2 separate regions of the Homo sapiens genome follow, and region 1 is linked to region 2. Evidence: read pairs that join two places in POLR2A ChIA-PET (ENCODE). Cell type or tissue: Panc1. All regions are shown on one strand. Each heading gives the region's core, and the rest is flanking DNA. Links, peaks and the distances in the headings are about the cores only. Region 1 holds the start of LINC03046 (long intergenic non-protein coding RNA 3046). Region 2 overlaps ARMH3 (armadillo like helical domain containing 3).

Region 1 (8,337 bases), core at 57-8,056, 190 kb before region 2:
TCTGTGAGGATGACCAAGGGAGGTGACAGCCAGCAGAAACACAGTTTCTGTAAACTGTAGAGTGTTATTCAAATGTGACCTATTATTTAAAACAATGAATATAAACATGCCTTAAAGGTGAGCTTAGCCGGTGGATGGCTCATGCCTGTAATCCCAGCACCTGGGGAGGCCGAAGAGGGTGTATCACCTGAAGTCAGGAGTTCGAGACCAGCCTGGCCAACATGGTGAAACCCCATCTCTACTAAAAGTACAAAAAAAAATTAGCCAGGCGTGGGGGTGGGCGCCTGTAGTTCTGGCTACTCGGGAGGCTGAGGTAGGAGAATCTCTTGAACCTGGGAGGCAGAGGTTGCAGTGAGCCGAGATCGCACCACTGCACTCCAGCCTGAGCGACAGAGTGAGACTGTCTCAAAAAAAAAAAAAAAAAAAAAAAAAAAAGGTGAGTTTAAGCATCCTTTCAATGACTCTTTGCCGGATTCTGTTCTAGGTTCTGGGAATACAGCAGTCAGTAAGACAGACCCTCTGTCCTCCATAAACACAGAGAATGGTGACTTCAGACAGCGGTAAATGCTATGGTGAAATAGAAAATTTGGCAGAGGAATAGAGAATAATGGAGGCAGGGAAGGTTCTAGACAGGAAGGCAGGGCTCTCTAAGGGGGTGAAAACCAGATCTGAACAAACTACCTGTCACCCTCTGACAATGTGACCTTGGATACATCACCTAATCTTTCAAGACTCTCCTTTCACCTCATCTCACAGGACTCACCTGAGAATTAAATGAGATAAGAAATGGAAGCCCTCCTAATACAGGTTAGCGTGAATAATGTTAAACAGTGAATATTTAATAAATGCTAAATAATCGAGTGCTTTAATCAAGAACGAAAGTCAGAAGTTTTTTTTAACAGTCCGGGTGCAGTGGCTCATGCTTGTAATCCCAGCACTTTGGGATATGCATACATAGATTTACATACATATACAAAGGAGGCTGAGGCAGGGGATCACCCGAGGTCGGGAGTTCGAGACCAGCCTGACCAACATGGAGAAACCTCATCTCTACTAAAAATACAAAAATTGGCAGGGCATGGTGGCGCATGCCTGTAATCCCAGCTACTCGGGAGGCTAAGGCAGGAGAATTGCTTGAACTCGGAAGGCAGAGGTCGAGGTGAGCCGAGATGGTGCCACTGCACTCCAGCCTGGGCAATAAGAGTGAAACTCCAACTCAAAAAAAAAAAAAAGAGAGAGAGAGAGAAAGATGTAGAATGACAAGAAGGAGAAATTAGGCCTTCTATTTTCAGACAGGCTGGACAAATCCTGCAGAAGGAGTCATTATTGAACTTTGTGTCAGTTGGGTCCTCTGGGCAGCAGATGCAGAGACAAAATAAGATTTTGGTGGTTGGGGGCAGTAACCCCTGTGAAAGACAAATGAGGAAGGAAGCAGAATTGGATAGGAAAAGCCTCAAACCATGATGTAGCATGTATCAGAATTTCCTTCCTTTTAAAGGCTGAATAATATTCCATTGTATGAATATATCCCATTTTATTTATCTATTCATCCATCGATGGACATGTGGGTCACTCTCACCTTCTGGCTATTGTAGATGATGCTGCTATGGTCATGGGTGTACAAATGGCTGCTTGTTACCCTGCTTCCAATTTGTTTGTGTATATACCCAGAAGTGGAATTGCTAGGTCACATGGTACCCATATGGCTATTTTTTATTTTTTGAGGGATAAATAAATAAAATACTATTTTCCATAGCATCTAATATATACCATGTTAAATTCCCACCAACAGTGCACAAGGGCTCCAATTCCTCCACATGCTCACCAACACTTGTTATTTTCTGGGTGTATTAGTGCCTTCTCACGCTGCTATAAAGAACTGCCCAAGACTGGGTAATTTATTAAGGAAAGAGGTTTAATTGACTTACAGTTCTGCAGGGCTGGGGAGGCCTCAGGAAACTTACAATCATGGTGAAAGGGGAAGCAAATATGTCCTTCTTCACATGGCAGCAGCAAGTAGAAGTCCTGAGCAAAGGGTTAAAGTCCCTTATATTAATAAAACCATCAGCCGGGCGTGGTGGCTCACGCATTTTGTAATCCCAGCACTTTGGGAGGCCGAGGCGGGTGGATCACGAGGTCAGGAGACACAGACCATCCTGGCTAACACAGTGAAACCCTGTCTCTACTAAAAATAAAATAAAATAAAATTAGCCGGGCGTAATGGCGGGCGCCTGTAGTCCCAGCTACTCAGGAGGCTGAGGCAGGAGAATGGCATGAACCCGGAAGACAGAGCTTGCAGTGAGCCGAGATTGCGCCACTGCACTCCAGTCTGGGCGACAGAGCGAGACTCCGTCTCAAAAAAAAAAAAAAAAAAACCATCAGATCTCGCGAGAACTCACTCACTATCACGAGAACAGCATGGGGGTAACCGCCCCCATGATTCAATTACCTCCCGCCGGGTCCCTCCCATGATACATGGAGATTATGAGAACTACAATTCAAGATTAAATTTGGATGGGGACATAGCCAAACCATATCACTGAGTTGTTTGTTTGCTTGTTTGTTTGTTAAATAGTAACCACTCTAGCCAGGCTGGCATGCAGTGGCACAATCATAGCTCACTGGGCTCAAGCAATCCACCCGTCTCAGCTTCCCAAGTAGCTGGTACTATAGGCATGTGCCTCCAGGCCCTGCTAATATATTCTTTGTAGACATGGGGTCTTGGTATGTTGCCCAGGCTGGTCTCAAACTTCTGGTCTCGTCCTTGTGCCTTGGCCTTTCAAGGTATTAAGATTACAGGTGTGAGCCACTGCGCTTGGCCTTGAGCATCTTTTTATGTGCTTACTGGCCACTTGAATATCTTCTTTGGAGAAATGTCTATTCAAGTCCTTTGCCCATTTTTTTTTTTTTTTTTTTTGAGACAGAGTGTCACTCTGTCACCCAGGCTGGAGTGCAATGGCACAATCTTGGCTCTCTGAAATCTCCGCCTCCTGGGTTAAAGTAATTCTTCTGTCTCAGCCTCCCGAGTAGCTGGGACTACAGGCGCGTGCCACCACACCCACTAATTTTTGTATTTTTAGTACAGATGGGGTTTCACCATATTGGCCAGGCTGGTCTCGAACTAATGACCTAGTGATCCACCCACCTCAGCCTCCCAAAGTGCTGGGATTACAGGTGTGAGCCACCATGCCCAGCCCCTTTGCCCTTTTTTTTTTTTTTTTTTTGAGACAGAGTCTCATTCTGTTGCCCAGGCTGGAGTGCAGTGGCGCAATCTCGGCTCACCACAACCTCTGCCTCCCGGGTTCAAGCAATTCTCCTGCCTCAGCCTCCAGAGTAGCTGGGATTACAGGCGCACGCCACCATACCCAGCTAATTTTTGTATTTTTAGTAGAGACGGGGTTTCACCATATTGGCCAGGATGGTCTCAAACTCCTGACCTTGTGATCTGCCCGCCCCAGCCTCCCAAAGTGCTAGGATTACAGGTGTGAGCCACCACGCCTGGCTTTGCTTTGCCCATTTTTAAATTGAATTGTTTGTCTTTTTGTTGTTGAGTTATCACCTCAGGTGATCCGTCCCCCTCAGCCTCCCAAATCACCTCAGGTGATCCACCCGCCTCAGCCTCCCAGAGTGCTGGGATTACAAGTTTGAGCCACTGGGCATGGGCATGTGTCCTCATTTTGTAGATGAATCTCAGAGGGGGCAAGTAACTTGACAGAGCTACTAAGTGGCAGAGCTGAGTTGGATGCCAGGCAGTAAGCTCTACAGCTTGAACTTTTAACCACCCCGCGAACCCCTTTTTCTTCCCCAGATCTTCTCTGGCACTTTTAGCCTTCTAAAAAGTCACATATTGGCCAGGTGTGGTGGCTCATGCCTATAGTCCCAGCACTTTGGAAGGACAAGGCACTTTGGACTTTTGAGCCCAGGAGTTCAAGACCAGCTTGACCAACATAGCAAGGCCCATTCTCTCCCAAAAAAAAAAAAAATTATTAGGGCTTGGTGGCACATGCACCTATAGTCCCAGCTACCCAGGAGGCTGAGGCAGGAGGATCACTTGAGCCTAGGAGTTTAGGCTGCAGTGAGCTATGATCATATCACTGCACTCCAGCCTGGGTGACAGTGTAGGGCCCTGTCTCTAAAAAAATAAGTAAATAAGAAAATAAAAGTCACCTATTAACCTTTTAAAAAGTAAAAAGACAGTTTTCCCTATCATCCCAGGCCTCTAGAAAAATCATTCTCTTCTTTGGTCTTTATTTCAAGAACTTATTTCAACTTGCTAGGATTGCCTATAACACATTGTACTGTGGCTGCTTCCATGTGTGACTATCCATCTCCCTCCTCCCTAGCTCCAACCCTCCTCCCCTAGTAATAATAAACTGTGAGCTATTTGAGAGACTATATCTAAATATCCACATGGTGCAGCACCTAAGAGTGCAGGCTTAAGAGACCAGACTGACGGGGAAGAAGCCTTTTCTGCCACTTACTAGTTACATGACCTTGGGGTCTTTCCTTAATCTTTCTGAGCCTCTGTTTCTTTATCTGTAAAATGGGACTAATGATAGAACCAACACCTCACAAGGTTGTTGCAAGGATTAATGGAGATAACACATGTAAAACACTTAGGATAATGTTTAACACAAACTAAGAACATGATAAAAGTTGGCAAATACTCTATGCTGGAAAAAAATAAAACCAGAATAAACACTCATCCCACCACCAAGTGGAAGAAAAATTGTATGGTGTTTTGTTTTGTTTTGTTTTTTCCTAAGGCAGAGATGAGTAGGCTTCAGCCACTTGGTTTTTCTTCATTTAAAATGCAATATTGGCAGCATCACCTTCAGCCACAGTCGCTTATAGAAGGAAGGGATTGGTCAATAAGGGATGACCCAAGGGGGTACCAGAATCCCCAAATGACTTTCCCCTTCCTAAGGCTGAAGGCTCCGTGCTGCTTCTGCTTGGGCTCAGGCCATGCCAGTCCTCCTCCTCTTCCTTTCTTTTTTTTTTTCCCATCCCTCCCTCCCCACTTCAAACCCTGGGAAAAAAAAATGAAGAGAAGCACACCAACCAAGAAGCCTTTTCACTTCATTGTGTTTTCCAGCTAGACCTGAACAGACGGCGATCAATTCAACCCTCTCTCACCCTCCCTTCTCTCTTCTTCTCTCATGTCCTCTTTGTGTTTTTGTTTTTTTTTCTCTCAGGCTGTGTCTTCAGGCTTAGGAAAAAGCAGATACCTCCCAGTAGCATGAAGATGCAAGAAGCTGCAGTTGCCTGTAGCAAACACAACGTGATTGTAACAGGTCCCCATGGCCCTTGGTGCATGGAAAGGTGGACAAGCAGGGGATCCCGTTTGGATTCTCTGAGAAACTTCTCAGCTTGACCACGTCTGTCTCAAGGTTTGGCTGCAAGGAGTCACACAGAAAACCTTGCTTTCCTACTTCCTCTGGCCAGGAACCTTCTGAAGTTCGCTCCATCCCCAAGCAAAGAGTTTTCATTCCAAGCTTGAGCAAATCTGGCCCGTTGGACTTGAAATCAATGAGTATGAAGGAGGAATACACCTTTTCCCTTTTCAAAGCAGCCTAGTGGGATTTTATTTTTTTTCCAACAGGGTAACTCCAAATTGGCAGGGCTTTCAAAGCTACAAATTTCCATGTCCCCAGGCCTCACTGAAGAAAAATTTCCTGGTTAGGCTGGCATGTGTGGAAGTTTTAGGTGTGCAGCAGGTGAGAAATGCTGAACAAATAGTTAAACCTGAGCTATGAATCAAATTAGTCTAAACAAGATTCTCCCCTAACCCCATGCTGTACTAGTTACCCTCCTCAATTCCTACCCCAAACATATATTCAAAAATAGCTACTATTTGTCAAACACCCAGTAAGTACCAGGAACTGAGCTACATGTTTTATTTACTTACATTACTCATTTTATCTTCACAACTATGCAAGGTAGAAATTATTTATTGTTTCTTTTCTTTTCTTTCCTTTTCTTTTTTTGCTCTGTCTCCCAGGCTGGAGTGCAGTGGAGCAATCTTGGCTCACTGCAAGCTCCACCTCCCAGGTTCACGCCATTCTCCTGCCTCAGCCTCCCGAGTAGCTGGGACTACAGGCGCCCACCACCACGCCTGGCTAATAATTTTTGTGAGACGGGGTTTCACCATGTTAGCCAGGATGGTCTCGATCTCCTGACCTTGTGATCTACCCGCCTTGGTCTCCCAAAGTGCTGGGATTACAGGTGTGAGCCACTGCGCCTGGCCTTATTGTTTCTTTTCTAAGGCACAGACAGGTTAAGCAATTTCCCCAAAGTCACTCAGTTCAAATCTCATTCCAACAATAACATGCGTGAATCTTAAAATCATCATGCAGAGCAAAAGAAGCCAGACAACAAAAGAGTATGTACTGTATGGTTTTGTGTATATAATATGATAGAAAATGCAAATTAATCAATAGTGATAGAAAGCAGACCAGTGGTTACCTAGGGATGGAACAGAGGGGAGATGGATTATAAAGGAGCACGAAGAAACTTTAGGGTATGATGGAAATGCTGATAATCTTGATTGTTATAAGATTGTTATAATGGTTTTGCAGGTATAGGCGTATGTCAAAACTGACCAAATTGTACACGTTATATATATGCAAGTTAATATGCCTCAAGTATATCTTGATAAGATTGAAACAAGGTACAAAAAAAGCTGGATGCAGTGGTGCCTGCCTGTAATCCCAGCAACTGAGGCTGAGGCAGGAGGCTCATTTGAGCCTAGGAGTTCAAGACCAGCCTGGTCAACTTAGTGAGACTCTATCTCAGGAGAAAAAAAAAAAAAAAAGCTGAACATTACCCTGATCTGATCACTATAATATGTACCTCATAAATATGTACATTATTTAAATTAATATCTAAATTATTATTTGTTAATTTTTTAAAAAGCATGGGGGGCCGGGCGCAGTGGGTCACACCTGTAATCACAGCATTTTGGGAGGCCAAGGCTGGCCAATTACCTGAGGTCGGGAGTTCGAGATCAGCCTGACCAACATGGAGAAACCCCATCTCTACTAAAAATACAAAATTAGCTGGGCGTGGTGGTGCATGGCTGTAATCCCAGCTACTCAGGAGGCTGAGGCACGAGAATCGCTTGAACCCGGGAGGCAGAGGTTGCGGCAAGCCGAGATGGCACCATTGCACTCCAGCCTCGGCAAAAAGAGTGAAACTCCATTTCAAAAAATAAAAAAAAAAGCATAGGAGTAACTTTATCAATCTTCTTTGTGATGTGAATCTGGTTTACATGCAAATCCTTGGCACATTGAATAAATGTACAGATCCTTATCATGTTCTAAATGAAATCATTCCCCCCAAAAAGCATAAAATATCCCATCCCTAATCATTTCTAGAAATGCATGTACTCTTTGATATGTTCGATATCATAGGGCTTAGCCAGACTCTGGTTCAGACTTTTATTTTATTTTACCATTATTATTTTTGAGACAGTCTCACTCTGTTGCCCAGGTGGAATGTAGTGGTGCGATCTCAGCTCACTGCAACCTCCACTTCCTGGGTTCAAGCAATTCTCTGCCTTAGCCTCCCGAGTAGCAGGGACTACAGGTATGCACCACCATGCCTGGCTAATTTTGTATTTTTAGTAGAAATACAAAATACATAATTTCTTCATGTTGGCCAGGCTGGTTTCAAACTCCTGGCCTCAAGTGATCCGCCTGCCTCAGCCTCCCAAAGTGCTAGGATTACAGGCATGAGCCACCATGCCCAGCCAGGTTTAGACTTTGATGCTGTTGTCTCTGGGTCCTGTTGGGGTGAGAGGACCTAGCTGTTACTGGTTTTTCTCACTGGAAATTCCAATTAGTGAGGCCTATGATTCTAGAAATTCTTTTTCAGCACTCACAGTTAGGTCTCCTATAATGTCAATGTGATGCTAATGATTATTTAAACCAGCAGTTCTCAAATTTTTTGGTATAAGGATCCTTTCACACTCATGAAAAGTATTGAGGACACCACAAAGCTTTTGTTTATTGTGGATAATATCTATCAGTATTTGCTCAGAAATTAAAGCTGAGAACTTTTAAAGACAGTTAATTCATTTTTAAAAATAATAAACCATTATATATGACATAAATAACATTTTAATTGAACATAATTGTATATCCGAAAAGAATAGTGAGAAGAGTCACATTGTTTTTCATTTTTGCAAATTGAGTTTCTGATTCCATAGAAGATATGATTCTCATATTTGCTTCTTCAATCTGTTGCAACGTCACATATTGTGTAGCATCTGGAAAATTCCACTGTCTACTTGTGAAAGAATGAAAATGAAAAAGGTAAATAACATCTTAGTATTAA
Region 2 (8,337 bases), core at 127-8,126:
TTGCCCAGGCTGGAATGCAGTGGTGCCACCACAGCTCGCTGCAGCCTCAACCTCCCAGGCTCAAATGATCTTCCCATCTCAGCATCCCAAGTAACTGGGACTACAGGTGCACGTCACATACCCAGCTACTTTTTTAAATGTTTTTGTAGAGATGGGGTCTTGTATGTTGCCAGGGCTGATCTCAAACTCCTGGGCTCAAGTGATCTTCCTGCCTCGGCCTCCCAAAGTGCTGGGATTATAGGCGTAAGCCACTGCACCAGGCCCACATCAGTCTTGACCAGAGCCAAAGGCTCCCAGACTTTAGTGAGCAAATGTCCTCAGCAGACCTGTTTGGTTTGGTGCGTAAAGTGGTCCCCTCCTTCCCGGAGCTGCCATGACTGCACAAAAGGGAGGGAACACTTCAGAAACTTCCCAGGTGCAAATAATGGGTGGTAAGCAGTGGTCTGTCATCTCCTGGAGCTTTTCAAAAGAGCTATAATGGAAGTATAGCTATTCTGGTCACATTCTAACTCGGGTACAGCAGGATTGTACCCTGGCCTTCAGCTGTTCCTCCAAAGTCTTAATTGCAATGGCATTCTACCCTATGAAATCTTGCCATGTGGTAGTACTACCAATGTAGGTCAGAAACTAAGGACACAGGGTTGGGTACACAGGAAATGAACAATAAATAATTAATGACTAATTAAGTGTTGGCCAAGATGAACCTTCATTTCCCGGCTGGATGAAGTGCTGTGTATCTATTATGAATAGTCAGTAAATTGGGCTGAAGGGGCATAAAAACACAGGATTAAGATATGATACCCGAGCTGGGCGTGGTGGCTCACACCTGTAATCCCAGCACTTTGGGAGGCCAAGGCAGGAGGATCATGAGGTCAGGAGTTCAAGACCAGCCTGGCCAACATAGTGAAACTCCGTCTCTACTAAAAATACAAAAAGTTAGCCGGGCATGGTGGCGGGTACCTGTAATCCCAGCTACTCGGGAGGCTGAGGCAGGAGAATTGTTTGAACTCAGGAGGCAGAGGTTGCAGTGAGCCAAGATCACACCACTGTGCTCCAGCCTGGGCCACAGAGCGAGACTCTGTCTCAAAAAAAAAAAAAAAAGATACGATACCCTGCTAACATAAACCGTTATCTCACAGCATTTTATTATCACCTGTTTACTCAGTCAAAAACTTAAAATGGGCTGGGTGCGGTGGCTTATGCCTATAATCCCAGCACTTTGGGAGGCCGAGGCAGGTGGATCACCTTAGATCAGGAGTTCGAGACCAGCCTGGCCAACATGGTGAAACCCCGTCTCTACTAAAAATACAAAAATGAGCTGGGCATGGTGGCAGGCTCCTGTAATCCCAGCTACTTGGGAGGCTGAGGCAGGAGAATCGCTTGAACCTGCGAGGTGGAGGTTGCAGTGAGCCAAGATCACAGCTATTACACTCCAGCCTAGGTGACAGTGAAAATCCATCTCAAAAAAAAAAAAAAAAAAAAAGCAAACTTATAATGCCATCTTATAATTCTTATAATTTATTTCCCTATTAAAACTTATTTTTACAAGGTTAATTACAGCTTTTTGTTACTTTCTACACTCTGCAAGTATTCGTAACCATGATAAATAAGGATAAGAAAATAAGAAACCATTTGACATAGATGGCTATTTGAGAGTCTCATTTCTGTTTAGTTTAGTTCAACTCTAACCAAAATGATTCAAGTCCTGCTCCAATAGTAGACTTCATCTAGTATATCTGCATTATTTATCACACTAGGAGGAGGAGAAGGGACAGATTTTTATAAAAAGGGATACAAATCAATAAGAGGCTTTAACAGATGGGGTCTTGGTTGAGGGCCCCAGCAGCCTCTTCAGGTCCAGTGCTGAAAATCATTCAGCTGAAAGACCCAGGGACATTTGTTCAGCAAGTCACTTAGGGAATCAGCATCTTGCTAAATGTAACCTACCTGGTCTGAGACAAAATGATGGCTACACATCTGCTCAGAGTAGTCAGCAGTGAGCACACTAAGTTGCAGCCACAGAGCAATATTCAGTATTATTGCTGCAAGTAATGCAATACTACTATCACCATGTATGCCCCCTTCCTGAGCAACTGAATAGAGATAGTTTGGCATTTGGGAAGGCATTTCAAGTTGACCATGAGAAGCAAACACTGTATACACACAGTTCAGATCACTGGAGACGTGGCAGAAAGGGAGGAAGGAGGCACAGTAGCTGTCTGCAATAGTTTAGCATTCATGGTTCACCTATCCCTGGGTCCCTGATATTGTGCAAATCTGCCTTACAAACCCACAGTGTGATGAAGCTTTCTGCCCCAGTCTAAGTACAGAGGGGAGTGGAAGTTGTCTCTGAAGTTAGTTCTGGGACAGCAATATCCCTTGGCACTATTGCAAGTCCTTTTTTTTTTTTTTTTTTTTTGAGACGGAGTCTCGCTCTCTCACCCAGGTTGGACTGCAGTGGCACTACCTCGGCTCACTGCAAGCTCCACCTCCCGGGTTCATGCCATTCTCCTGCCTCAGCCTCCGGAGTAGCTGGAACTACAGGCGCCCACCACGGCGCCTGGCTAATTTTTTTGTATTTTTAGTAGAGACGGGGTTTCACCGTGTTAGCGAGGATGGTCTCGATCTCCTGACCTCGTGATCCGCCCGCCCCGGCCTCCCAAAGTGCTGGGATTACAGTGTGAGCCAGCACGCCTGGCCTATTCCAAGTCTTATAATACACAGTTCAACAGTAGTAGGGCCCAGACAGAAGAAATAACAAAGCTTTAAAATGAAAGCTCAATCCAGAGAACTCAAATAATTAGATTCAATCCATAAAGTGGGGAAATGATCTATGTCTGATGGCTATCAATGAGGTCCAAGATCTTAATTGTGCTTTCCTTCTCAAAATAACCCTCTCATCAGTATATAGATTTATATAATGCAAACACCTAAGGAAAACCATCAGCAACCTACCCCCCACCCCCATCCCAGCTCCCACTCAAAAACAAACAAACAAAACAAACCTGGGAATTTGTAAGAAATATGAAGAAAATACAAATCCTCCAATTATAACTCCTGTCATTCAAATTATTTTCAAAAGGTTGCCACACATAAAGTATGGAAACTATGGTCAGAAGTTGAATCTCTTACCCTTCCCTGTGAAGAACTATTCTTTTTCTGATTTTTAAAATTAAGGAATAACTTTCATACAGCAAAACTTACCCTTTTTAGTGTTGTAATGGTTAATTTTATTATCAACTTGACTGGATTAAGGGATCCCTTAATGGTAAATCATTATTTCTGAGTGTGTTGACAGGGGTATTTCCAGGAGACAGATTAGCATTTGAATCCATACACTGGGTAAAGAAGATCCACCCTCACCAATATAAGCAGCCATCATCTAGTCTGTTGAAAGCCCACCTGAATAGAACAAAAGGCAGAGGAAGGGCAAATTCTCTGTTTCTCTTTTCTTGAGCTGGGACGTCCATCTTCTCTTGCCCTTAGACATCAGACATCAGGAGCTCCTGGTTCTCCAGTTTTTGGACTCTAGGACTTACACTAGTACCACCCAAGTTCTCAGTCCTTCAACCTTTAATTGGAAGCCTACAGCATCAGCTCCCTGATTCTACAGCTTGCAGACAGCATATTGTGAAACAACTTGGCCTCCATAATCATGTGAACTAATTCCCATAGCCTATTTCCTCTTGTATAACTATGTATATTTTATTGGTCTGTTTTCTGAAAAACCCTGATACAAGTATACAGTTCTGCAAGTTTTGAAAAATGCATACATCCAGATAATCACCACCACAGTCAAGATACAGAACAGTTTCATCACCTCAAAAGTTCCCCTGTGCCCATTTGTAATCAACCTCTCCTTCCAACCCCAGCCTCTGAAAACAACTGACCTATACCCTGTCCCTATAGTTTTGCCATTTCCAGAATGTCATATAAATGGAATCATACAGCATGTAACCTTTTGGATCTGGATAGTTTCATACTGCATAATGCAACTGAATTAATCCAGGTTGTTGCATGTATCAGTAGTTCATTCCTTTTTACTGTAGAATAGTATTTCATTATATAGATGTACCATAGTTTATCTGTTCCGCCGTTGAGAGACACTTGGGTTGTCCACAGTTTTGACAGTGTATAAATAAAGCCACTATAAACATTTGTCCAATCCAAGTTTTTATTTCACTTGGGTAAACATTTAGGAGTGGACTGCTGGAAGGTCTACTTTGGAAAATATCTGCCTGACTCTATTTATGCTATTTCTATTTAGCAGATATGCAATTTCCCAAGGGAATAGCTGGGTTATTTTCTGTGATGCTTCTCTTTCTGGTCCATCAATATCATTTCTCTGCCCTCCCGGGTATAGGAAACACCTCCAAATCAGTATGACTTACAAACTTCATTAATACTTTGTTTACTTTCAGCCCTAGTTCATTAATACAAATGCTAAATATGCCTGTTCCTCATCAGCACCCTGCAGCATCCCAGGAAATAACAATCTTTCCCAACCACCCCAGCCCCCACACTGGCATTTAGGTTTACAGTCGTTTTGCAGTTCATTTTGCATCAACAGCTTCTTCTCTGTGTTCTTAATAATCAATTTTCAATTGAGCCAAGAATCTCCAGTATATCATGGGGTTTTTTGTTTGTTTGTTTGTTTGTTTTTTTAGACAGAGTCTTGCTCTGTGGCCCAGGCTGGAGTGCAGTGGTGCAATCTTGGCTCGGCTGACTGCAACCTGCACCTCCCGGCTTCAGGCGATTCTCCTGCTTCAGTCTCCCAAGTAGCTGGGACTACAGGTGTGCACCACCACACCCAGCTGATTTTTGTATTTTTAGTAGAGACGGGGTTTCACCATGTTGGCCAGGCTGGTCTCGAACTCCTGACCTCAAGTGATCCGCTGCCCTCGGCCTCCCAAAGTGCTGGGATTACAGGCGTAAGCCACTGCGCCTGGCCATCCAGTATATTATCTTTAATAACTATAGGAAAACCAAACAGAGCTTTCCCCAACTCATTCATAGTTAGTCTACTTTTTGCCTATCATGGCAAAAAATGTGGCCACTTAGAAAACTGGAAGTGTTAATTCCCTAACATCAGCCTGTAAGCAAGTTTGGACTTTCTTACCCCTAAAACAGATAGTATCCCATCCTAAAAACAGTCTTTCAAATACATGCTGTATTAATTAAACTAGAGAACAGAATAAAATGTCAGCATAATTAACATACGAAGCAACAGTATGGCCTGATTAATCACCATGAAGAGCAATCGAATAAAATACTATGCATTTTTATGGAGCAATTTAATCTGGCAAGTAATTAATCACAGAAACACTAAGCAAAACAAATGGATTTCCCTTTAAGGAAGTCACATTTATCATTTGTAATGTATCCCTAACTCTAATTTGTTATCCCAATTCAAAATTGTCTAGGAGACAATGAATTGACAGGCTTAGTAGAACACTGATTTCTGATGAAAAAGAACATCCAGCTTTTCAAATCAAGTTATAGTCCTGCAGCACTCAAAGAGCTCAGGTTTGTGGGGCACAGGTATGTGGCATTAGGCATGGAAGGCTTAACCTAAATCTAAATCTAGGTCAGTTTAGTCAAATCTATAGATAATTAAATGACTTGTGAAAATATTTAGTATTAAGAGTAACAATTATAGATCACAGATATTACCAAAACCCCAAAGGGAGGACCCTCAGCAGAAGAAAACAGAGCTTTTGGTCTTCAGAACAAGCAAAAAGGGGGAGGGGGCATATCAACGCAGTGAGATTTAACTCAAAGAAATTCCTTTGTTCCCTCCTTCCCTCCCTTTCTTCTCTCCTTCTCTCCGTCCCTTCCTTTCTTTTTGTCTTAAACAATGACCCATTTTCCTTGAGCCCCCAACAGCCTCACCAGTTTGAAGAACACCAACAGGCTGATGTTTTGAATGGTCATTCAAAGGCAGAGTGACACACATTAGCTAAGGCTATCTTCATATCTCCTTCTTCCCAGCTCCCTCTCTGCTTGGCTACATTCGAGACTAGATGAACAGCCCTTTCTTTGCCAACGAAGCTCACAGCACTTTATAAGCCTTTCCCTTAATAGTCCCATCTCTCGCTGACTTTATTTCTCTCTGTGCTGTTCTTAGAGGGCTTTGCTTCTCTTCTTAGCAGACCCCTGTAGGCTGAAGCACATGGCAAAGTTCCAGGCTTCTGGTGGCTGCGGCACAGTGGTTTGTTCTTTACTGACCTGCTTGATCTCCAATGCTGGATCCTACGAAACATTCAATACTTACTAAACTGTACCGGGAGAGTTGTGCTTTTCACACTCCACCTTGTCTCTGCTCACTATTTAAGAAATGCTGTTGCAGATATCCTATTTATCCCAGAGCATTTCTTCTAGATTTTAACCCTTACCTTTTTCCTTCAAACCTTTTACTCTAGTATTTCTGGGCTGTACCACTGGCTTAACGTAGATTCTTATCCTCTGCCTGGCCCTTCAGTCAATTTCTCTTCTGGAGAGTCCGCCTGGCATTTTTGTTCAGTGTTTCTCTGAGCTTCTGTCTCTGAATTGCCCTTGTTGGCTCCCTCCATCAGCCCAATAACTGAAGTACCATTACTCCCAGCTAATCCTAGATCAGGCCCAACCAATATCCTAAATCCTCACTTCTCTAAGAGAAAGGAACTCTATGTTTGTTTATCTATTTTCGAGAAAGAGTCAATGTGTCACTAAGATGAGTGAGACATAGATGCTTCCTGCCTTCAAAGAGCTCACAGCCTAGTCAAGAGGACAACAGATAAGTAGACAGTTGCTGCTGTAGTGTGGCCAGGCCTGGCTCTAAGGATGAAGTGATGCTCAAAATGCACTATTTCAGGAGGTGAGTTGACAAGTTGGGAAAGGACATTCTAGGCAGGGAGGAATGGTATATCCAAAAGGCCTGGACTATAAAACAGTTTGTCCAGAGAATTCTAAGTGTCTCTGGTTTGTCCAGAGAACTCCAGGTGGTCTGGCATAGCTGCAGTGAGGTGACAGATAAGGACAGAGATTCTAGAAATAAGATGAAGAATGGCAATGCAGGCTACCCTACAGAGCTTAAATGTTTTTCTGTGGTGATGAGAGGGGCCAGCGAGGGGACAAGCACAGAGAGAAAAACGAGACAGAAAGAGGCAGGCAAGATGACAGGTGAGATCAGAGACTATGAGAATCCAAGTGAAAAAGAAATATGAACAATAAATAAACTGTGGTACAGTTATGCAATAATAAAATACTGCTCAGCAATAAAAAGGAACTAACTACTAGATACTTGCACAAGCAATGTTCAGAGCAGTATCATTCATAGTAGCCAAAAGGCAGAAGCAACCCAAGGGTCACCAACAGATAACTGGATAAACAAAATGTGGTATATACATACAATGGAACATTATTCAGCCTTGAAAAGGAAGGAAATTCTGACATATGCTACAACATGGATGAACCCTGAGGATATTATGCTAAGCAAAATAAGCCAGTCACAAAAAGATAAATACACTATGATTCCACTATAAGGTATCTAAAATAGTTAAATTTATAGAGACTCAAAGTAGAATGGTGGTTGGCAGGGGCTGGGGAAGGGGAAAATGGGGAGTTGTTTAATCAGTACAATTTCAGTTTTGCAAGATGAAAAAGTTCTAGAGATCTGTTGCACAACAATGTCAATATACTTAATGCTACCAAACTTAACAAATCATTAGGATGGCAAATTTTATATTTCTTACCACAATTTAAAATCTTAAAAACGTTTTTTAAAAGGATTGAACTACTGATATATACCACAAAGTAGATGAATCTCAAAAACCTGATATTGAGTGAAAGAAGTCAGACACAAAAGAAGGCACACTATATGACTCTGTTCATATGTAGTTCCAGAACAGGTACAACTAATTTGTGGTGACAGAAATCAGGAGAGGGCATAGTTCTGGGGAAAGGGACTACTGACTGGAAAAGAAGGGTCATGAGGGAACTTTCTAGGTTGAACTTTCTGGGGTTCTATGTCCTGATCTGGATGGTGATTTACATAGGTGGTATACATATATAAAAAGCTGTTTAGAATACCGCTACTGGGTATTTATCCAAAGAAAAATAAATCAGTATATCAAAGAGATACCTGCACTCTTATGTTTACTGCAGCTATTCACAATAGCAAAGATATGGAATCAACCTAAGTGTCTACGAATGGACAAATGGATAAAGAAAATGTGGTATATACACATGATGGAATACTATTTGGCCATAAAAAGGAATAAAATCAAGTCATTTGCAACAACACAGATGGAAAAGGAGGTCATTATGTTAAGTGAAATAAGCCAGGCACAGAAAGAC

The links. Peaks named below come from ENCODE experiments on the same cell type or tissue, not always from the same donor. Only the 100,000 strongest peaks of a DNase experiment are listed, where the experiment ranks them.
Region 1: POLR2A ChIA-PET joins it to region 2 with 11 read pairs; 2 of 35 experiments call an interaction of 5 or more read pairs at or near these places.

Annotation. Positions count from the first base shown.
Region 1 is chr10:101,727,789-101,736,125 of GRCh38, forward strand. It overlaps LINC03046 (long intergenic non-protein coding RNA 3046), which reads right to left and starts at 2,354. Exons shown (of 3, transcript NR_186546.1): 1 at 1,929-2,354. LOC105378458 (a long non-coding RNA gene) reads right to left here. Exons shown (of 4, transcript XR_946255.3): 4 at 8,103-8,286. RefSeq lists an enhancer at 2,018-2,517. In Panc1, for the core only: no CTCF peak of the experiment used is centred there; no DNase peak of the experiment used is centred there.
Region 2 is chr10:101,913,403-101,921,739 of GRCh38, forward strand. All of the region lies in intron 23 of ARMH3 (armadillo like helical domain containing 3), which reads right to left. Among named protein-coding and RNA genes, the nearest start is that of KCNIP2, 74 kb to the left of the region's middle. In Panc1, for the core only: no CTCF peak of the experiment used is centred there; no DNase peak of the experiment used is centred there.